3 separate regions of the Mus musculus genome follow, and all the other regions are linked to region 3. A link is a loop called in an ENCODE intact Hi-C map of the cell type or tissue named here. Cell type or tissue: left cerebral cortex. All regions are shown on one strand.

Region 1 (8,000 bases), 230 kb before region 3:
TGGAGCAGATCTATTTATCAGCATGCCCAGGGAGCGAGCTTAAGGCTTGGCACATTGGTGTTGAATGGAGCATGAAGAAGGAATGGAGGAGGTCACATAAATACTAAGCGATGACCTTCCGTTTGGGAGTTAGAGGCAATTCCTCAAGCACGGTTTTATGCCTTTAGAATTTATTTCTCTGGGTTCTAAGGTGCATGTGGATTGTAATACGAATGAACAATATGATCTGAAAAACTGTGACAAGAACAACTAAACACAACAAAACCCATAGCTACTAGCAAGAAATAAAAATATAAAATAAAAATAAGGCAGATGGGAGTTTCAGAATAACAAGGCTGGCTCTTTCACTTAGCAGTTCATAGCCTTTGTAACTTTAAACCCTAGAATACTTAACGTTATCAGTCTCTATGGCAGGACTTTCATCCACTGAACCCTCCAGCTGTCACTACTGCAGACTTTTACGTGCATAAGTTGATTTTACATAAATGGCTTAATATTTGTTTATCAAATATTTACTTAATGTGGATTCTATCTCTTTAGCCTCAGAACAAAAGCACTGGAAGTATGAGTAGCATAGCACAATGCTGAGCAATCACTTCTAATTAATTCTGAACATTATGATATTTGTAAACCCCCTCCCCTAATACTGATCATTAAAAAGCCATCTATCGATACCTTTCATAAAGTAACTTTGTAAACAGTGCATTCATTTATTAAACTGATCCTACAAAACTGTCATTTCCAATTTCTCATTCATGCCTAATTTGGTCTCTCTGTCCTTCAGCAAACCCATTAGAGAGTGGCTGAATCATGGTGTCATGAAACTGGATGAGCCCTTAGAGATCATTCTATCTAAGCGTCACTTTATAGACCAGGATATAAGGCCTGGGGAACTGATGTAAATTGGATGCAGGATTAATCTACTTAAGAAAAGTAATACCTTGTAAGAAGCCATCAGTAAAATCTAATGTAAAGAACTAGTCTCCAAAGTCTTTGATTTTAATGAGAAAAGATAATAGCATCTCTTTTTTTTTGGTCAAATGAATTAGTTTCGGGTTTATTAAAGTTTTAATATATTCTCTCAACTTTAGATTGGTTAAGGCAGACCAGACGAAGCATTTTCTGTTCCTCTCTGCCCTTCTGGGAGTCTGACAGCTCAAGACTACACAGAAACATCTCTTTTCCTTATTTTATAATGAATTCATTTGCCTCTAAGCAGGACCTTATTCCCAAATCTTCAGTTTATGACCTCTTACTAGAGAACTCAGCTGTTTCGACCCTAGTAACAATGCAGTTTTGGTATCTCAGCATATGGCTACCATTCTGTCATTTTTCTTATGATTATGCTTCTATTTTAAATTTAAAAATGACATAAGAATCGACAATTGTCAAATGGATAGTTTGTGTGTGTGTGTGTTTCTTATTCATTCATTCATATAGACATACAACCATGAAGCTATCTAGTTATTAATGGTTTTGTTGATATTGTTTTAATTTGTTGCTGTGTTGAATAGCACACCCAAGGCCTTGTACATTTTAGGCAAAGGCTCAATCACAAAGTTAAACTCTCAGCCACTATGTATAATAGTAATAATAATAATAATAATAATAATAATAATATCCTTTATGACTACCAACTTAAAAAAAAAAAAAAAACTTCCTAAACTGGTTGAGCTTCTCCATCGAAGGTGAGATCCTGAAAAGTCAGAAGACAGACCTGTTGCAGGAAAATAATGAGAAGCAATAATTCTTTTCCTGGGGCAATTAAATTTTGTTTATCATAGCTCTAGTGAGAATTGCTAGTCATAGAATCATTAATGGCTCAGGCTAAGGCCAGCAGAGAAGGATACAGAAAGGGAGTATCTAGAGGCCCGGCTATGAAGAGTGAAGGATAACACCACCGATCTAAATGTTAAGGATAACAACACAGATCTAAATGTTACTCCTTAACACCGCTGGTCTCAAGCATCTCTGCTTCTTACATGGGCTTCTTAGAAGACAGTTATGCCCATCACAAATCTACTCGAATAAACCGAGGTAACACTGATGCAAGGGATTTTTGAAGTTTGAGAGCACTGACTGTATAACACCTGGACAAACGTTAAATATTCTAAAGCAGCATGTGTCTAGTAGCCCCCAGAGAGTACCATTTTCTTAAAGAGTAGACTCCTTGTAGCAGCACCTCCTCTCTAAGGCAACATTGTCACTGTTCTGTGTGAAGCCAACAAATGGATTACAGAATCTCTGAAAGGCTCCTGCACCCTAAGAATCTGTTGGGGGGAGGACATTACGTGCATCGTTCCAAAATTTATTTAACTATAGAATCTATTTTTCCCCAGAGCAGTTGGTAAGCTTAGGGTTTTACAGAACACAGTTTCCTTTCTCAGTGTGGAAATAAAACAGTAATCGAATACATTCGAACTCCTTCTAACAGAGGTTTGAATCAATTCTCCTCGAGGATGGAGGGTGCCCGAACAAAGGACAGCACCAGAGCCCACTAGCGCAAGAACAATTTGATGCAAGACCCTAAGAAGTTCAAAAGAGGAAAGTAAACCAGAACAGAGGAGAATCCTGCAGTGCACTTTTTCTCATATACACAACGCAAGATGCAGGAAATAGCCAGGACAGTGTCCGTGAAGATGTTGAAAGAACAGACTAACTTTAGGGCCGGGGTAAAGTCCCATCCTTCAGAAGCCACATTACAGACTGTCCTGCCGTCCAGACTCTTTAGCCCGGTATGGAATAATGAACAAATAATTTAGCAGGCAATTCTCAGAAGCAATTGTGAAAGAGAAAGGAAAAAACATTTAAGTGACTCATACCGTTGACGGTGACTTTATTATGCACATAAATTATACACAGTCACAGGCTGTCTTTTCTCATCACTAATTATATTAAGACTTATTGAAGATTTCCCTAATGAAGGCACTTGCCTCAGAGTAGACAGTTTTGCAGAACCATGAGCAAGTCCCCAGCAATTAGCAATTCCTTAGGTTGTCACACACACTGGGTTTGTGCCCCTGACACTTCATGTTGATATATAGTTATGCATATAGATGGAGACTTAAGAGTTTTTAAAAAAAAAATTAAAAAGGTAACCACAAAAGGTGTTCCTGCGTATGACTCAGGACTTGAGCGTGCATCCCTCTCCCCAAAGTAACAAGCTCCCACCACAGCCAAAGGGAGGAAAGGGGAATACTTGTGAAACCTTATGTAAAATGTGGTATGAACTGCATGACCTGAAGGAAAGTACACAGGCAGCCTCTTCAGAAAGCCCATGAGCAATCACTAAGGCAGGGAGGGAAGAGAAAGAAAATGAAGGGGGCAAGGAAGGGAAGCAAGCCATGTTGATGCTTTTCATGAGCTGACTGTCAAGGAATCCAGCCCAAGGAACAACACTGGCTGAGAAGACAGCTGACGCATGAATGAGTCATTTTAAAAGTGGGAGGGTTGGAAGCTGGGTAGATAAGTCCTAAGTCAACGGTGTATACTGCTGCTACAGAGGACCCCAGTTCAGTTCCCAGCAACCACACCAGGCTGCTCACGATGGCCTGTACTACAACTTTAAGGGGGTCCGACGCCTTCCTTTGGCCTTTATGGGCATGTGCACACATGAGTAATTACGAATACATGCACACACACATAAGGAAAAAACAACAACAAAAAATAATGTAAATTTTCAGATTACTGTCAAAAAGAAATATTTCTCTCATATATTTTCTAATATATGTAAGAAATGAAGATATTTTCTACTGCAAATGTTCAAATATTAACGAGCCATTCTTAAAGCACAATGTGTGAGTTCCATCCCAGATATTTTTCAGGGAGCCTCATTAAGAAGACTAAGTCTGTGTTTATATCACAGACATCAGAACTACCTTGCAGCTTCTGACTTATAGTGGCTTTCTGCTCTGATTCTACCCAGTTCACATCTGGAACCAATCTATGATGTTATTTGGCAGAAATGGAAAAGTTTCTTTAGCACCCTTTGGGATGTAGCTTCTTAAGCCACCAGATGCTATGGTGTTGGGCCTTATTCGGCCAGATACTGAGACCTAGTGAGGAAGCCTGAGCCTTTGCTCGACTTTCCAGACCTGTCTTGCTCACTTCCAAACTGGACTGACTCAGCACGACCTGCTTAAGCCTGCCTTTGCCTAGCTACCACTGATGAAGAATAACTTTATTGGCCCTGCCAGTCACTCCATACCCTTCACCACCCTTCCCTGTCCCCTACTGTCATCTCGCTCACCAAAAATTCCTATCCCCTTCCTCAACCCTATATAAACAAAAGACTGACATAATAAAACGAGTTCCTGCTTGATAGACTCCCAGCCCCTGTGTGTTTGTTTTGGGCCAGCACGCTCACCATTCCTCTCAACCTCAGAGAGACTCGGCTGGACCCGATACTATGGTTTCTATTAAACAGTGAAATTAGGACTGCCCCTGTGTGGGGGACAAAAAAACGGGGTCCTGTGTCATCTCAGGGCTAGGACCACTGGGCAGGACTCGGGAAGTCTGACTACGCTGCAGACCCCATGAAACCACTGGGTGGGCATTGGATTATGAGAAGCCACAGGATCCTGCTCCAGGGGTGAGGAAAGGGCACTGTCTGGGGTCCCCGCTTTATTGTCAGAGTCGGGCTCCGACTCTCGGGCACCATAGAGCACTGGGTACCATGGAAGAGCCGGTTCTGGGGTCCCTGGGCCACATGGAGGCTAGGGATGACAGGTTCTCTCGCTCTGGGGTATCCCAGACGCCACTGCAGGTGCGGAAGAGCTGAGAACAAAGTGGAAACCCTCGGGGGACTCTGGCCTGGGGGGCTGAAGGAAAAAGGGAAGGAAGAGCTCTGGCAGGTTAGCACGGAGAGGAGAGTCCTAGGCTTCCTCAGGTGGCTAGCTTGGCTGGTGGCCATGGCTGGAGCACAGGGAGGCTTCCCGGTGGGAGGCTCTTTAGAGGGAAACCTGCTTCATTGCCCTAGCACAGAGGATCCTGATGAGAAGAGTCAGGCCATGGTTTTAAGGTGTTTACTGTAGAAAGGCAGAGAGAGGGAGAGTAGAGAAGCAGAGGGCAGCCAGGGCCATGTGGAAAGAAGGGGGAAGTGAGTGGGGAGAGAGGGAGCAAGATATAAGATACAACTTGCCAAACGCATGAAATTCAAGAAGAACGAAGACCAAAGTGTGGACACTTTACCCTTTCTTAGAAATGGGAACAAAACACCCATGGAAGGAGTTACAGAGACAAAATTTGGAGCTGTGATGAAAGGATGAACCATCTAGTGATTGCCATATGCAGGGATCCATCCCATAATCAGCTTCCAAATGCTGACACCATTGCATACACTAGCAAGATTTTGCTGAAAGGACCCAGATATAGCTGTCTCCTGTGAGACTATGCCGGGGCCTAGCAAGCACAGAAGTGGATGATCACAGTCAGCTATTGGATGGGTCACACGGTCCCCAATGGAGGAGCTAGAGAAATTACCCAAGGAGCTAAAGGGAACTGCAACCCTATAGGTGGAACAACAATATGAACTAACCAGTACCCCGGAGCTCTTGTCTCTAGCTGCATATGTATCAAAAGATGGTCTAGTCGGCCATCACTGCAAAGAGAGGCCCATTGGACTTGCAAACTTTAGATGCCCCAGTACAGGGGAACGCCAGGGCCAAAAAGGGGGAGTGGGTGGGTAGGGGATTGGGGGGGTGGGTATGGGGGACCTTTGGGATAGCATTGAAAATGTAAACGAGGAAAATACCTAATTAAAAAAAAAGGAGGTCAAGAGAGAAGAAAAAGAGTAAGAGAGCAAGAGAGCGAGGAAGAAGCAAGCAGCTCCTTTTATAGTGGGCTGGGTCATCCTAGCTGTTGCCAGGTAACTGTGGGGGTGGAGTCCCAGACAGAATACCAGGAGCTTGGGGCATCCACTACTTGACTGATGGCCACAAACCCCTCTGCAGGGGCCTGTGGGATGCTGTAGCTGTGACAGGAGCCAGGGGCCCAGGAGGTGTGGCTGAAGTCCTACTGTCCCATGAAGGTAGAAGTCATCACACAGGTCGAGAGGTCTGTGCTCGACCTGGAACCAGGCTGTCTGTGCACAGTGCACCGTCCCTCACCTGTGGTCCTCAAGTATGTCATAACCCTTACATAAGAACTTTCTTTTTTTATATATTTTTTATTATTATGTATTTTCCTCAATTACATTTAGAATGCTACCCCAAAAGTCCCCCATACCCTCACCCCCCCACTTCCCTACCCACTCATTCCCATTTTTTGGCCCTGGCATTCCCATGTACTGGGGCATATAAAGTTTGTGTGTCCATTCGGCCTCTCTTTCCAGTGATGGCCAATTAGGCCATCTTTTGATACATATGCAGCTAGAGTCAAACTTCTCCCATGCTTAAAATCTGTTCTTTAAATTGTTTTAATGAGTTTCAACTCTGGTTCATACCAGCTCATCCTGGATTCATTTTCTATGGGGAAGTATTTGGCTCTGCTGGAGGGGGGGGTGGCTTTGAAAACACACACACACATGAACACTCACACTTGCATACATGTCTGTATGTGTACAAGCCTTGATATCCCTCCACACATACATACACATATTCCATTCACAGCTATGATTTTAGAGTTCTGATCTCTATTTATGGCTCCGGAGTTCTGAAACTCTGGCTCTGTAAGTAATAGTGTTTGTCCCCCGAAGCAGGAGAACCTAATTGTGGATCCCTAGAACCAAAGTAGGCCAGGTACGGTGTGTATATCTGTAATCCCACAACTCCAATGGCATGATGGGAGGTAGAAATGGGAGAATTCAAGGAATCTCCTATAAGCCCACTAGTGTGGTAAGGTGAAAGGCAAGAATCAGTATCTTATGTAGACTTTATTTCCATACACATGTTGTGGCACATACACAAATACACAAACACACACACACACACACACACACACACACACATACACACACACACACACACACACACACACACACACACACATGTCCATCTCTAAGACTTCCTAGCTATTCAAACACCCTTGGCTGCTAAATAGTCAATTTGATCAAGCAAGCCATTCTTCTATGAGTAATGAAACATCGGGTCAATAGGTGATAAGGGGCTGATAAGCCAAATCAATCCTGCTGATCAGTGAAGTAATAAAAGGCCAGAGACACACAACATGAAAGACAACATTCTTGACTTTTATCCAACCTGTCCTAAGTGTTTATACTTGACAAAGGGTGGGTTCATGGTGCTGAGAGATTTCTTCTAGCAGCCTTGCATGGCTCCAATTCATTCAGAGTACAGGCTTTTGGAAGCGGCGAGCCATCCTAGCTTCCTGAATTCATGTATAAAAGATAAAGATTTTTAATCATTTAAGATTATAGCAAGTGTGATGATGACATCTGCCTCTCTCAGATTTTTTTCTGATGTACGTTAATAACAGAAACAGCTCCAGACAAAGAATAAGAGAAACCACGCCAGGCTCCCAGCTTTAGCCATTTAAAAGTAGAAGAGATAGCAAACATCTTTTAACATCTACCTCCTTCTCAGAACAAGAATAAAGGGCATCTCCCCCCAACTCACAAGGTAATTGAAAGTATTCATTTAGGCCATGTAAGACCATTTATACGGTTAAAGATGATAAAGCTGGCCTCTGATTCCATTGCCTCCCCAGCAGCGTTCTCTTTATGGCACATAACTGAATAACCACTTTCTCTCTCACAAGGCTTAGGGCAATTGTTATTTGCTTTTCTCGGTGAATAGGTGAATATTAAATTGTAGGAGTTTCACTGGTGAGATTAGAGAAATCATTCCTTAAAAGTGCAAAAAAAAAAAAAAAAGATGCAAAGTCTAGAAAACCTATTTTAGCCATAGTTCCACCCAGTGAAAAGGTATCCTCAATGACTGTGCTCAGAAAGCTGGATAGCCCTGTGCTGAACAGCGAAATCCAACACAGCCTGTACTCTGTACAACAGGCAAAACTTTAAGGTAAGGCCTGAAACCACAGAATGT
Region 2 (8,000 bases), 140 kb after region 3:
GTTTTCCAGCCAGTGATAAATTTTCGTTCAAAAATGTTCTTTTTTTTTTAACTAAACAATCTCCCCAGATGATAAAATACAGCACAGAGTGTTTCTTATGTCATGGTTAATTCCTGTATGTGTTGCTGATTAATTGTACACCCTAATATTTATGCATCATTTCATTACTTGCAAAGTTTCTTCATGCTTCCCTTTTATTTCATTTCACTTCAAATTAAGAGCAGTCATTGGCAACCAACTTCAGGGATGCAGAAGGGAGTCAAAGAATAAAGCGATGTAACCAATATGAAAATACAAACTCATTTTCAGAGCAAATGATTATCAGTAACCTTCCCTACTCACTAAACACATCACGGTCATTTAGACAGGATCTTCCCATGTGCTTACCTGTCTTGCTTCTGTGAATCTTCCCAGGAAGATAGCAATGCTCCCAATTAACTGATACAGTGTCTGAAATTAGCCCATGTAAACGCCAGAACCTAAATTAAAACCACAGTATTTCACTGTGGGCTATAAAATATCTTCCTGCATCCAGATTAGGTATTTTCCTTCCTCATTTAATAGTCTATATCAATGAATTTTTTATGATGAGAGAAGAATGTGGGTTCATATTTTTCAGGTCAAATGATTAAATATAAAATAATTTATAGTTGGTTCCTGGAGATTTCTGTTGACAGTGTCTTTTTTAAATAACCATTTTGAATAGCAATTTTCTGCCAAATTACCAATTTCTCTTCCCTGCAGTGTATTATAACAGCAGAGACAGCTCCTGGTGGAGCTGATTCAAATACTACAATATAAACAAACTGGACATATTTAACACACATTCACTGTTATTTAATTTTTTATGAGAGATTTCTCTTGGACAAAATTTGAATAGTAGTGCAGAAAAGAAAACCTGTGGAAGACCCATGATTCTCAACTACTGGTTTCAAAATACTCAAAAACACTTAAGAAACCATAATGTCTTTTTCTTATATCTTAAACCTTAAAGGGTCTAAATATAAAACATTCGGAAGGAACTCTGTTTTTTTTTTTCTTCTTCAAATAATCAATTCTATGTTTTTCTCATATTGCCCCAAACTGGACAACTATATCCTAACCCTGCCATTTGCCACAGCTCAGGAGATATTGGGAAAGAGGAGGCAGAGAGAAAACTGGCCCTGCCACTCTTATGCCAGGAGGTGACAGAGGTGCAGAGGCGATGCGCTCACCCCTCACCACCTGTCGCAGCCATTGGGAGATCTGGCCCTTGAGTCGTGAGAGCTGGTAGGTTGGCCTTTTCCCTTACCAGTTGCAGCACCCAAGAGAGCAGCTGTGCACCTTGCCTGGGCAGCTGGATATGAGTGCAGGGGAGCTGACCCCATCACTTGTCTCCTGTGAGTTGGTGTGGTTGCAAAGCAGTCAGGGGAGCTGGCTCAGCCCTTCACTCTGTGGGCTCCTTACCTCAACTGGGCAGCACAGTAGAATTGGTTCTGGAGGCATAAATACAGGTGAGGGTTTGCGGGCCTGAGAGCAGGAGAGATGCACCTGACTCCTGTCAATGGTGGCTTTAGGTGACCAGTCAGAGTAGTGCTGGAGAGCTCATCCTGGTGGATAAGGAAGATCCTGCATCTCAGATACCATCTCAACCCAGATCCAGGGCTTTGAATTGGCCCACCCCCAAATCTGTATCATCTGTGAAATTGAAATGTTGAGACATGTGACAGGCCTGTCATAACCAGGAGGAGTCCTGGTTAGGAGCTAGTATTGTTGGTGTCACAGAAACCAAGCCAACGTCATTGCAATGAACATTTAGCAACGGAAGATGCGTAGACACAGGGATATATATATATTACACACCATGGCACTACGGTTTCCATGATGATATGTCTTCTGTGCTTTTGTTTGTTTGTTTGTTTGTGGTATTCATTTATTTATTCTTGGGAGGTTGCAAGAGTGGCGGTGGAATCTGAAGGGACAGGGAGATGAATGTCAATGGAGAAATGTTTAAAAAAGAAAAACAGAGAAGAATATAATAGCCAGAAGGTGGAGAGAATGCTATAAAATACTGGCTGTGGTCATGACCTGGCTGTCATAATCAGGAACTCACAGTAGCTATGGTTACCAAAGTGATACAAGATCAAGCCAGCCAAAGTTCTAGCATACATGAGTTAGAGGATATCTAGGCCCCGCCCTTTCCTTAGGAGTCATTGGCAGTGGATGGTTGCTGGCAGAGGGGCATCGTTATTGAGGGTACACCTGCTGATGATTCCCCATGCTGCAACGGATGCCCATGCACAAGGGGGTGGTACCAGCAGGACTTAGTAGGCTATCAAAAACAAAAAACAAAAAAACAAAAAACAAAAAAAAAAAATCAAACAAACAAAAAAAAACTGGGAGGGATGTATGTTGGGGAAATATGAACAGAATTGAAGAGGGTGGGTATATATGTGGCACTGTTTCATTACATGCATATATAAAATTCTCGGAAAATAGTTAAAAGTCAAATTTAAAATTAAGTAGTTTTCTTAAGCCCTTAAAGTTTAGAAGTACTAGGGAAAGGCACGAAGGAAAATTCATCTGGGATGATGTGTGGAGGTTGCTAAGTGACACGCTAACGGACTGCAAGTGCTGGTTTAATACAATGGTGGAGTGGAATAAACTGAAACCTCATGGAGGAGAACAGATTAGATGTGCTTTGCTCTAGGAATCAATACATATCATAACCACATATGTTGACAAGTTTCCGTTGTGTTATTTCAATACCTCTGAGGGGAGATTTATTAGGAACTATTACTAAAATGAATTTTTAATGCTGAGGTATTGATCCCAGCGTAAGGTATACACCGAAGTAAAACTCAGTTGTGATTTTTAGATCGGTGATTCAAAAGAGTGACTCATCTCATCGCCGTGGAGATTCCAGGGGCTTAGAAGCTTCAACAGCAGAACTTACATCATCCAATTACAGGAATTTACTCACAGCAGTAGACATCAATTAGATGGAGTAATCTGAAATACAATAAAATGATTGGTTACTTCTCTAATATTGTCTTATTTGACGTGTAAGAAAAGCCTTCATAATTTGTAAGCAGTGGTGTTGAGGCCAACAGTGTTCATGCACATGTGTCTGTGCATGTCTGTACATGTATCACATGTAACCAGAGATGATGAGGTCAACTGCTCATCCTCAAAACTTTAGCTTAGCTCTGCACATGTATCTGTGCATGTCTGTACGTGTCTGTACATGTATCACATGTAACCAGGGATGGTGAAGCCAATAGTGTTAATCTATGGACCTTTAGCCTAGCTCTGCTCATGCATCTATTTGCCCATAGTTTCCTTACAGTTATTTATTCCAGAAACAAAATTCATTATTTTAGGTGCATGGGACAATGTGGTCATGCGTTCAACTCTTGAAGAACCTACTAGTGGGATATGCTGGTTCCATGTGCAGCACTGCCCTCTACTGGGCAAGGAGAATCCTTATGCTGTCAGTGGCTTGCTTAAAGACAGATTGGTAGATAATTCACAAACAGATGACACACAATGAACTACCAATGAAGAGACTGAATAAATTATTACAGACTATTACAATGTTCAGTTTGTACATCTAGCACGCTAATTTATGTTGTGGGATGTTTTGAATAAACTGATTTAATTTAAGAGTGAGAAGCCTGTGCATGATGTAAGGTTTTCACTCACATCATTTAAGACTTAAACATGGGAAAGGTGATTGGTGTAATGCATTAACTACTTGCAGTATTTAGGACCAAGTCATACTGAGGAGGAGTCATGCTATTTGCTCGGATTCTTGATTAAGAGGTGGGGGACCAACAGACTTCATTTCTTTTATGCCTGTCTGTTCCAATGTAGGGCAGAGGGTATAGAAATAAATACTAAAGTAAGACTACTTCTTAATATAAAACAAAAAGGTCAGTGTGCTCCCAAAATTCAAACTGAAGTCATATTGAGTAACAATAGAAAATTATGAACGTTTAAATAAGTATACTTAAACTATTTTAACATCCTGGACAATGGTTCACATTAGATGTCAGAAAGTCCACAGGTAGCCAAACACCCACTGGGGAATAACATCTCTTTCATTGTTTTCACGACAAACATTCTGATGAAGTCCACAGTTTTTAAAAATGTTTATGACAGTTTAATATTTGTCTAAACAAAACTTAGGAGATAAACCAGCTGTTCCATAACATACTCCCTTATAACGCTTATGAAAATACTCCATAGAACTTAAGTAGCAAATTGCTTTTTAAGAAATATGTAAACTAAGGTGGGATTCACATCTTTCTGTGAAATCTTGGAACAACAAGAAGGAATGAACTTATATGCTAAGGAGGGGCAAAGAGTACACAGGGTACTATGATATCTGGTAGATTACTCATGGGAAATAATTTCTGTTAAATCACTCCTTAATTAAAAGAAAAACCACCTAAGAGTGAATGGTCACTGGTTCACTCCAGCAAGGATATCTTCTTTATGATGTCTGTCAAGGATTCTTAGGCATAATGGCAGTCCAAGAAAGTTGTACCTTAAGCAGGAGCATATTATAAGAGTTCCAGAGACACTTAACATAATTTACAACTTCTTTAAACATCATGTCTGCTGTGGTAATTTGGTAGGTTTTTTTATATTGTGTCTGTCTACTCCGTTTTCCCGAGCCTACTTTAAACACTGTGACACACTAAATTCCAGTGAACGCCTGGGAAGTAAAGAATGTGCCACAACCAGTCTCTCAACACCTAAAATGGTTTTCCATTAAAATGCTTTAATCTGAAAACACACATCATTGACATGAGACCCTGTAGATCCTGCTCCCGCTGTCTTTCCAGGTGTACACAATGATGGTGGATATGCGTTCTGTGTATCACAAAAGTCACATTGTATGTATCACAACAGTCACATTGTTAGGTATCTGCTTCATTGATACTAGAGGTCTTGTTTAGAGAACATGAGAACATGGAAATAATTTATGTGATCTGTAAGAAATATGGATATGAAAGAGTGCCTTTTTCATAATCTCTAACTAAAGTCCAGCACTTTCGTATTTACAGATACAGTGGCACAAATAAGAGAGACTTTACCATATATAAAATGATCTTCATTTTATGCTATTTTTTTCATGTTGCAGACATTCAAACTGTCACTAAGTCACAATTAATTTAAATGGCAGCGGCCACTTGAAACAGTACTAGAGTTAATTACATGATATCAGGTAATAAAATCCACAATGCAGCATGTGCATCTTCATATTTATTTTTGCAGTGGCTGCATGATTGTGTTTAGAGCTGATCTCTTCATCATCACATTTAGAGTCTTCTATTTAAGAACAGTACAGTCAGGCAACATTTCAATTGAAAAAAAACTAGAAGGTTTATTTAAAAGACTACCCTTGAAAATCAAAGAAAAAGTCAGTGGATGTAACAGGAAGGAAATAGCAAGCTGCTGAAAGCTGGGATAAAAGCTGAGATCTAAAGGAGTGATAGATAGATGGAGAGAGATAATCAATTCTATTTATGTTTATGTATGTCTGTGTAAATAAATTCCATGTGTGTGTTGATGCCCAAGGAAGCCAGAAGAGGGCAGTATATCTTCTGAAGTTGGAGATACAGACATCAGACTCAGGAGCTGAGAACTGTACTCAGGTCACCTGGAAGAGCAGCAAGTGCTCTTAGCTGCTTAGCAACCTTTCTACCCCATCAGAAGCAAAATTTAATAGTTACCAGAGAGTGTGTTTGTGAACTTTACATTTCTTTAAAATAAGAGTGACCATGTGTAGCCATGGAAACCATTAAAATGTATAATTAAAAATGTGATTACAGAAAAGTGTGCCAAGAATTTATGGCGAATGTAAACTTAAGCAATTAGGGAGAAAAAGACCTAGTTATGTAAGAAGGTGTCCCAGTGAGACATGGGCTATCTCAGCATCACCAGGGATGAAGTTGCAAATAAAAGTACTAAAGGGGGATTAGTAGATTCATGTGAGCAGTGGGAAGCTCAGAAGTTCAGAGGACAGATATAGGCAATGATACATTTAGAAAACAATCAACAAAATTGACATGTGTGTGTGTGTGTATGTGTGTGTGTGTATGTATGTAAGTCAAACCTTAATCATAATAATAAATTTGCACTGATCATTTGAGTAATGAAAATTGATTATATTATGAACAGCTTAAAACAAGATTATTTCCGGGGACAAAGAAACATGTCTGGCATCAAACTTGCATGCAGTTGGGGATTATTTTGGACTGCTGACCCTGTGCTGAGCCATCATGTCTGGTTTGTGGAGGAGACTGGAATCCAAGGCTTTGTGCATGCTAGGCAAACAGCCTATCTATCACCTTGCTATGTTCCCAGCCTAAAGACTGAAATGACATAAATCTCTTGAGAGTGACAATGTTACCAAAACTGACAGAAAAAAAAATGAAAACCCGAAAAGTCCGACACGAAGCACAGTGATAAATTATGCGCTAAGCATCTTTACACGTTTAAAATTTCTACTTTTCAAAGTGTTGCCATCGGAATAATTTTCTGGTCTTTGTCACACATAAATCTTTTTTTCTTGGGAATTCTGTGTTAAAAGTCAGTAGTGTTTTGCAGGCTAAACCTACAAAATGTGAAGATATTTAAAGAATAAGGAAAATAAAATGAAGCTTATACACATTGGAATGAAATGAAGTTACAAGACACAAAAAAGTGAGGTTGAAGAGAAAAATTATAAACCACACCATAATGTTAATATATGAGGCAAATGAAATAAACTTTAAAACATGTCAGAGTATAAAAGCACCGAACATAATAGGAGTAAACCAAGAATCCCACAGATCTTGCGGAGTACCGTCACTATAGAGAGAACACATCTTTGGCTGATTTATTTTCTTAAGTATCAGGGAGTGCAGTTTCCAGTCTGGCAAGTTTTAAATACCAGCTTTTCATAGATACAGACTTGCTTGTTTAAGTAAAGAAATAAAGGAGACCCAGTGAGTATCATCAGATAGCTTGTATCTCTCACCCACAGTAATCATTAGCAAGGTTACTCCATTTGTGTATGGCATTACACAAATGCCCACAATTCTTTTTTCTTCAAAACATATTTACTTGGGTGGAATTTCATATTATTATAAGGATGTCAGTTCTCTGTTGTTTAAATTTAAAACAGTCATAAACAAAATTAAGAATAGGCCTTTTTGGAATTAAACATTTGACACTAATATTTATGTAAAAATAAACACTTGAGCATTGAAAAAAATTAGACTACTGTAAACTAAATTTATCAGAGCTTAAAACATCACATGGCTCTGGTAATTAAAAATCTGTTACTGATTAAACGAACAAAGAGAGTAACAGAATAGAAGACAAAGATGCTAAATGGATCTCTGTAGCTGTGGAAATATAAAATGCCTCTCATGAACCAAGGAAGCAGAGGTAAGAAGGTTTATCTCCTGTGAATACTGAGAGGAGTCCGAGCGAGGAAACCATGTGAAATACTGAGGTCTTATGGCTCAGTTCTCTATGTGTGACAGTTACATTTGAAAAAGTGCAAGGCAGAAGCATTGTGAGGTGAAGATGAAAACTAGTGCGGAATATTTGGAAGATGTAGCATACATAAAGTTCTGTCACTTGTATGCTGTGGAGAATGCTTCAACATAAACACAAAAGAAAGAAAGAAAAATAAAAAAAATAGGAAAGTGGGCCCAAGATTTAAATGAACATTGTTCATGCATTACACAAATGCCCACAAACAGCTAAATTTGTAAAAGGAATGGGAAGTGCAAAATGATTTCGGTCATGCAAAATGAGTTAGAATAATGAGATCTTCACAGATACTTACTTAGATGTATATATATATATATATATATATATATATATATATATGAATATTTATATATAATATGTACATTTAGTTATCAGAATCATGAAATACTTGAAATTTAAAAAATCTAACCCAAATGACCATATGTAAACATTTAAATGAAAAAAAATAACCTATCAATGAAAAA
Region 3 (8,000 bases):
GCTAAATATAGACCAAAGGGGTCTGGGTCTGGCGAGCAGCGGGAGACTGAAGAAACGGCCATGGACGCATATGACTAAGTCTTTCCATTTTGTTCTAGCCAAACATCGTAATGACATTGAACATAAGGGCAAAAGACTGGAAGGAAGTCTTCCCCGCCCCCACCCCGTCTTCTCCGGTATATTAGGGACGTCATGAATGCAACCGGGTTGCTCTGGAGGGTGGCGGGGAGCAGTCGGTGTTGCCCTATATACGCGTCCTCCGAGGTAGAGGGGTGGCAGGGAGGGGAGCACGCGGAGAAGCCACTTGGTAACCGCTCCAAGAAAGACACTGACCCCGGACCCCGTTGCGGGGAGAGCCGCCTTCCAAGAGGGGAGCCGGTAGGATCGCGGTCCTCCCCCGGGGCAGACAGCACCCCACTGCCGCCCGCCGCCACCCCTAGCCCCGCTGGAAGCGGAGGACCAACCCCCACCGGCGGTGAGCAAGAGGACGACGCCCGGAGGATGCGCCCGGCTCCAGCAGCTCAGCTAAGGCAACTCACCGAACGGCGCGGCGCCCGACTGCTTCCTGGCGAACATGCACCCGCCGCCAAAGACAGCTCCTCAGTCGGGGGAAAGGCGTGCGCGCCGCCGCCCGGCTTCAGAGCAAGGTCCTGACCTTGCCCAGCTGCAGCATCCTCCGCTTTTGTTGTCGGAGCGCGGCCGCGGGACAAGTGATGCTGGCGGGGAGCAGGGGCGAGCGCGGCAGGCGAGAGGCGGCTCCCGACGCGAGTGCGCAGCGCCCGGCCCGGCCGCCCCTCCGAGCGCGGCGAGCGTAGCGCCCCCTGCCCGACTCGGCGGGCGCCGCGGGATGCTCAGGGTTCCGCGGGGCTCCCCGGGCTCGGGCCGGGCTACCGAGCCGCCGCGCCCGCCGCTCCGCTCGGCCGGTTGCCGCCGCGGGCGCGAGCCTGGGCCGCCCTGGCGCCCGGCGCCGAGCGCTCTCGAGCTGCGCCCTGCGCGCCGCCCGCGCCACCTGTGTCGCCGCCGCCGCCGCCGCCGCCGAGAGCGAGGCTCCTCCCGCCGCGCGCCGCAGCTCAGCCTCCGGCTCAGCCGCGGCGGCCGGCTCCGGCGCTTGGCTAGTGAGCGAGCGAGCGTCCGCCCCACCACCGAAACCTGCCCCGGGTGCGGAGCATGCCCAGTGCCGCCGAGAGAGCGCGGCGCCTCGCCACGCGAATTCCACTTCTGGTTTTCGCGGCGGCAGCAACAGCAGCAGAGATGGGAGGAGGCGGCTCAGGTTGGGAGAGGGCCGCGCATCCCCGGGAACAGACAGCACCCGAGATAGAGCCTACGCGGAGAGTTGATTCTGCGGGGCAGATGTTGGTCTGCAAAGGGGCAGCGATTGAGGGGTTTTAGAGTAGCTTGTGAGTTAAGGAGAGCACCGGGCCAGCCATGAAAGCTAGTGGATGGGGGTGGATGTTCTTGTAGATTCTAGGGTTCCAAAGCAAAGAACGCATGACGTCTGTGAAAGGTTCTTTCGTAGTGTTGGGGCCCCATCTCCACCACCTCCTGCTCTGATTATGCTTTATGCAAACTCAGTCTGGTTTTAAAATCTGGAATATGAGTAAACTTCCTACAAGGAAGACCCTTGCTGGATCTAGAGCTTTAATGAATTCTCTTCGTCTTCCTGTCACGTCTCACCCAGTTGTCTTCTTGGACACCTCCACGACTGTTTTCCTCTTCTCTTCCATTGTCCCGTGCTAAAATGAAAACTTTGCTCCTCCTCCACTGACCGCGGTGGAGTCTGTGAAGCTTGCTCCATTTCCAACTGAGATTTCCGAATGTCTCTCAGTTAGTCAGTCATTAGGCAACACAGAGTGCTAAATCTAGCAAGCAAAGTCACACTATGAAAAGTCTTGTTGGAAAACGAAACCCATGCCAAGTTCCAAGGCAGGCAGGCCCTCAGGACCTTCATCTATGTCCCTGTGTGGCTGCAAAGTCTGTCAGTCACATGCAGGACAAATACGTCCCATAATTATTCCACCAAAGATCCTTACTTTGAAGCCAGCCCACCCCACCCTACTCTTTCCCAGAGCCATTTTCTGAGACACAGATAAATGGACCAGGAACCCCGAACTTGTAATAAGAGGGGTTCCAGCTTCAGTAATCTCAGGGACATTTCTATTCAGTTTGCAAGAGATTATCCAACAAGGTCAAAATGCTTGCATTAAATCTGAGATAGCCTCTATTATTCTCTGGAGTTAGTGAAAGGCTGAGGCAAGTGGAAAGAAAAGTTAAGCAGACTAAATATGTAAAGGAACAGACAAGAGATTGAGTAATGACTGTTCACAACAGGGAAATGTGCACCGTCAGTCATTCCATCTACCTCTAGTAGGCTCAGTCTCACTCCCAAAAGTTGTTCTCCAGTGTAGGTTCTCCTTCGAAGCTGGTGTGACATTAACATAGCCTGATTCCTGTGAGGGAAGATATGTGGTCATTTGCAGGTTTGGTTTTTTGTTTTTTTGTTTTTTTGTTTTTTTTTTTCCCACATCAGCTTCAGTTGAATCTGGAATTTGGGGCTTGTAAGGCACACCAGCTGTCACATCTCGTGTGTGTGTGTGTGTGTGTGTGTGTGTGTGTGTGTGTGTTACATAATAAAAGATGCGCTTAGCCTCTGTGTGTCTGTTTCTGTTTGTACTTGTGTGATTTGTATGTGCTAGCATGTGTGAGAGATACGTGTATGTATGTATGTGAGGCATGTGGTCTATGTGAATATGTGTGCTGATGCCCGGAGACCAGGGAGAACTCAATAATGTTCTTTTCTGTCCCTCTTGGCTTTATTCTTTAAGACTTGGTCTTCCACTGAACCTGTGAACTTAGAGGCTAACAAGCCCCCCAAAACCTCCAGTCTCCAGGTCCCCTCAAGACTTGATTTACAGGTGTGTTACATGGCCTCACCAGTCATTCTATGGGGGTCCTGAACTCAGGTTCTCAAACTTGCAGAACAAGCACAATTACTGAGCCATCTCTCTGGATCCCTGTTTTTCTCCTTATGAATTTTAAGGAGTCAGTAAGTCAGTGGGGACAGGGAAGAGACTAAGACAAAATCAGATATCGTAGTAGGTGCACAGATCCTATCCTTATAGCATATACATATGTTTATATCCAAAAAGATCCAGTATGAGAGAAAAGTTGTTTGCTTTGCTTTATGAGAAATCGCAAAATTCCCATTGATTTATTGATCGCTATGGCAACACCCATGATCAGTCCCTGAAGAACTTCTTGTGGTAGGTGTGGGATCTTTAAGAAGCAGACATGCCCTAAACAACAAGGATTTCATTTACTCTTTGATGCACTTCGTTGAAACATTTATGATTTCTGTCCTTCCAGATTTATTTGTAACTGGAGATATTATTAAGTTCACAATTAGATAATGTGAAAACTAGGGTGAAGTGTTCCTGTGTGGTGCTGAGCCTTCGGACGACTCGCTGCTGCCATCTTTTGCTTGCTGCTTCTGACAGTTCCAGTGAGGAGCAGAATCCTAAATTCACACATCCACTCTGAGTCCAGAAAATTGTTATTCTGGTGGTTTCGAATTATATTGATCAATGAATGCTACATGGCAAATCGTTATTGTCCCTCGTCTGTTTGCACATCATTAGAGCAACGCAGTGTAGAAATCACATCTCAAAGCAACACGTTTCTCTTGATTTTTCAAAATCAACTTAAAATATGAAGCAAACATTTTTACATGGAAGTTTGGCTTAAGTTTTGAGAATAAAATGTATTAATGAAACACATTTTGTAAAGTCATATGTCAAGTTTTAGAGTTCAGATTGTGTTGACTTTAGAAGAAAATCTCTTTATTGGTAAAATATCAAGATAATGAAATTTAACTAGGAAATGGTGGTTTGACATTTTTAAAATGTATTACCTGTTGATGTTTGTTGAAATTTAGAAGTATAACTAGATGTCAACAATTTTATTTCTGTCCTGTATTTAAGTACCAATAGTTGTGGTAATTTCTTAAAATTTGTAATTTATAGGCAGGAGCAATGTCTCAGAGGTTAAAACCACATACTGCTCCTGGAAAGGATCTAACTTTGGCTCCAGCACCCATGTGAGACAGTGTACAACCACCTATAACTCGTTTAAAAGATTGGACACCTGCTTCTAACCTCCACATGTACTGTATTCTCATGCAGATACATATAGACATATAAATGATTAGAATAAATCTTTTTTAAAATACCATTATTTAAATTCTACAATGAAGTTTCTGTAACAGTAACCCATCTGTGTAATATGACATCTGACTTATATGATGAATATTATTAATAACAAGCATAAAAGATACAGCATGTTACTTTAGAATGATACTGCGAAAGAAAGAGAGAGGGGGGGAAGGGAGGAAGGAAGGAGGGAGGGAGGGAGGGAGGGAGGGAGGGAGGGGGGAAGGAAGGAAGGAAGGAAGGAAGGAAGGAAGGAAGGAAGGAAGAAAGAAAGAAAGAAAGAAAGAAAGAAAGAAAGAAACAAAGAAAGAAAGAAAGAAAGAAAGAAGCGATTAACTAATCTCCCTTAGCCACACTTGCAAAGAGCAGGGCCAGGGTCATTTGATTAAAAACTTTGCACTCTGAGTAGACTCTCTTATTACACTAAAGCTCATATGATGGGAACATTCTTTCATTCTTCTATTTGTTCATTCAGAAAATGCTTATTGAGTATCTACTGTGGTTACTACTGGGATAAGTTTATAGAATCAATAAGGAACAATAGAGCAGATGATGAATTCCCTATGACTATAAACTAGGGTTATTGAATAAGAATAGAAGAAAGCATCCGAGGGGGAGATCCAGCAGAACTTATGATTGAAAACATGCTCATCCTCACCCCGTGTCCTGCAGCAACTCCACACTTCCTTATCCTTCCCAAGCAGCCACCAAGTGGAGTCCAAGTGTTCAAAGGTCTGAGCGTATGGGTCCATTGTCAATTATACCCCTGCAGGTAGCATGGGGAATAAATAGTGCCTGAAGTCCTAACACAAAACCAGGAGAGGTCGTATTCGGTAAGAGCTGAGTTCTTCTGATATACAATGAAGTCAGGTCTTATACTGACAGAAAGACTCGGGGCTCAGTGAGGGGTATAATAAAGTCCCTCACAGGTATCGAGGTCACGGTTTGTTCTGAAATCTCTGAATTCTATGTGGCCTGGTAGATGTAGAAAAGGACACACACCAATCATCAGAAATGGACTGTGGATCAGGGGTCTAGGCCAACAGAAATGGATGACTTCGCTACATTTACGAAAATACATCATATTGCAGAGATGAGGCTGGAGAAGAAGCTCTCCTGGATGCTGGAGCATAGCCTGTGGTGGTCACTCTTGCTGTGATAATACACCATGACCAAGGCAACTTACAGAAGGAAGGATTTATGTGGGCTTATGGTTCCAAGGGGTTAGAGTGCCTGGTGCAGCAGTGAAGGCATGGTGGCAGGAAGAGGACAATTAAAACTACCTTGAGATGCTAGCTTACACCTGTCAGAACAACTAAGAACAATAAAACATCTGACCACCCATGCTGGTCAGGATGTAGAGTGAAGTGGAACACTCCTCCCTTGCTGATGGTAGCACATCTTTGTACACCCACCATGGCAATCAGTGTGGCAGTTGCTCAGGAAGATGGGAACCAATTTTCCTCAAAGATCCCGCTGAGCTACTCCTGGACATAAATCCAAAGGACTCTTCACCCTACTGCAGGGGCACTGCGCTACCATGCTCATTGCTGTTCTATTCACTTATAACCGGAAATTAGAAAAAACCAAGATGTCCATCAACAAATGAATTGGTAAGGAAAATGTGGTGCATTTACATAATGGAAGACACAGATAAATGGGTTGAACAAGGAACAACTCATACTGAGTAAGGTAACCTAGACACCGATAAACATGGAATGTATTTATTTATATCTGGATGTCAGTAGTTAATTCATTGCCATATAGCCACAGAGGTTAGGTAGACAGCAAGAGAGTAGGGAGGAGGGATGTATTTCCCTAAGGAAAATAAATAAAGTAGACAGTTGTGGATGCATGAGCGTGGGGCAGGAATAAGAGAATCAAATTGGTAAGTGGAGGGAAGAAGAAGACAGGCCCAGCTAAAACTGAGGGACATTTTGAGGGGTGATATTGAAATATATAACAGTATAAATTTACTTTAAAAACCAATTTAGGAAGACAATTGAAGTGAAATTGCCCTAACTGTCCATCTCTTGTCACCAAATGAAGCTTCCAGTGCCAGGAAGGAATGAGTTACATCTAACCAAGTTGTTGGCCCAAGAGCCCCCTTTAGAATGCCCAAACAACCCAGGCTATTGCCAAGGCTCTTAGTTGCTTTCCTCAAACTTACAGTTAGGCTCTATTGCTGATGGAGACATCTATATAACTCATTAAACATGAAGAAGTCAAGCTAGTACCTAGCTGGAGACTTCATCTCTACTATGCAGTATTTAAAGTAATGGAATGTGCTCCCTCTGCTACCATTGGACAAAGTAAACACCAACACAGCTAGATAGTCTTTGATACGCAGTAATGATGTACCTGCAAGATACACAGTGCATCGGGGGCCCAAAGCTTGTGGGAGTAACCAACCAATCAATATCTGATTGCATTTAGGAGCCACTCCATAAGATGTAACCCATCCCCTATGCTGTTCAGGTGGCAAGAACCTGAGACTGGACAGGCCAGGGACCTAGAGTAAAACTAAATACTAGTTTTCAGCTAAAGAAATGTAGCCATAAAGTGACTCCTAATAATATTCTGTTGTGTTCATCCATCAGTGCCTTGCTCAGCCATCATCAGAGAGGCTTCCTTCTGCAGTAGATGGGAGCAAACATGGAGACGTGATGATATACAGAGACTGAGAGTCTTTGGAACGCTTACTCTTAAATGGAATGTCTTCAGCAACTCCATTCCCAAAAGGTTCAGGGAATCCTGAAGAAGTGTCAGAAAGAATTCAAGGGCCAGTGGTATGGAGGTTACCAAGGGAACAAAGCCTTCTAAACACAGCAGGACATGACCAACTCACAGAAGCTGTGGTAGCATGCACAGGGCCTTCATGGGTCTATGCCAAAATGGGGTCCCAGTGCTGATAGAAATGGACACAAGTACCCTTCTGTAGGCCACATGAGATTTCTAATTTACAATCACTCACAAGTTGAAGAAGAAGAAGAAGAAGAAGAAGAAGAAGAAGAAGAAGAAGAAGAAGAAGAAGAAGAAGAAGAAGCAGCAGCAGCAGCAGCAGCTTCCTCCAAAATTCTCACTCGGTACAAACACTGTTAAGATTTAATGAAGTTTTAGTTTCTGTGCCCACAAGTAGATGGCCAAATACAAAACAAACCCAGTGTCATCTATGGAGGTTCTTTGCCTTGTAATGTTTTGTCAGGACATCTACCTATCTATCTATCTATCTATCTATCTATCTATCTATCTATCTATCTATCTATCTATCTATTTATCTAATATATCTATCCATCATTCATCCATCTGTTTTACTGTACAAGTCCTCTGTGTACATATTATGACTGTTGGTTTTGCGATTTGTATGAGCTTCCTGTGTGTGCAAGTGTGTATCTGCTACTGTATCCATTTCTTATGTTTTATTTTGCTCTTTTTATTCTGTGTGTTTTATCCCATTGTGGAATTGTTTATGCTTTCTCTTATTTTATTAGTATTCTATCAATCCCTGTCTGTTGTCTAAAAGGAGACAGAAAGGGTGCAGATGTGGCTAGGAGGAAAGATGGGGAGGGTCTAAAATGAATTAGGGGAGGGGGAAGCGAGATGAGACTATATTTCATGAACAGAAGTGTTTTCAAAAAAAGAAAACTAGGGAAAAAGCTTTATCGGGTGGAGGTTTCCTGTAATCTCTCTCTTCCTCTTACTAATGATATATCGTGGGAGTGCTTTCTTCACATGGATTTTCTCTTAAATTAAAATTAAACCATTTTCAGTGAAATAATAGTTGGTATGGTCCGA

The links. Hi-C counts contacts between places; a loop is a spot of excess contacts. Peaks named below come from ENCODE experiments on the same cell type or tissue, not always from the same donor. Only the 100,000 strongest peaks of a DNase experiment are listed, where the experiment ranks them.
Region 1: a loop joins it to region 3, with 2.5 times the contacts of the local background. A loop is called at or near these places in 3 of 42 quality-filtered maps.
Region 2: a loop joins it to region 3, with 3 times the contacts of the local background. A loop is called at or near these places in 3 of 42 quality-filtered maps.

What each region holds. Positions count from the first base shown.
Region 1 is chr15:30,396,204-30,404,203 of GRCm38, reverse strand. All of the region lies in intron 2 of Ctnnd2 (catenin (cadherin associated protein), delta 2), which reads right to left. Among named protein-coding and RNA genes, the nearest start is that of Gm41284, 100 kb to the left of the region's middle. In left cerebral cortex, no CTCF peak of the experiment used is centred here; a DNase peak (open chromatin) is centred at 3,399.
Region 2 is chr15:30,024,893-30,032,892 of GRCm38, reverse strand. No RefSeq gene overlaps it. Among named protein-coding and RNA genes, the nearest start is that of Gm23033, 140 kb to the right of the region's middle. In left cerebral cortex, a CTCF peak has its summit at 3,452 (motif pointing left); DNase peaks (open chromatin) are centred at 2,916 and 3,430.
Region 3 is chr15:30,165,703-30,173,702 of GRCm38, reverse strand. It overlaps Ctnnd2 (catenin (cadherin associated protein), delta 2), which reads right to left and starts at 1,169. Exons shown (of 23, transcript NM_008729.3): 1 at 540-1,169. The coding sequence starts at 576. Gm31953 (a long non-coding RNA gene) reads right to left here and starts at 533. Exons shown (of 2, transcript XR_875097.3): 1 at 1-533. In left cerebral cortex, CTCF peaks have their summits at 588, 794 and 3,469; DNase peaks (open chromatin) are centred at 539, 1,194, 1,701, 3,473 and 1 more place; H3K4me3 peaks cover 1,736 bases; H3K27ac peaks cover 1,510 bases.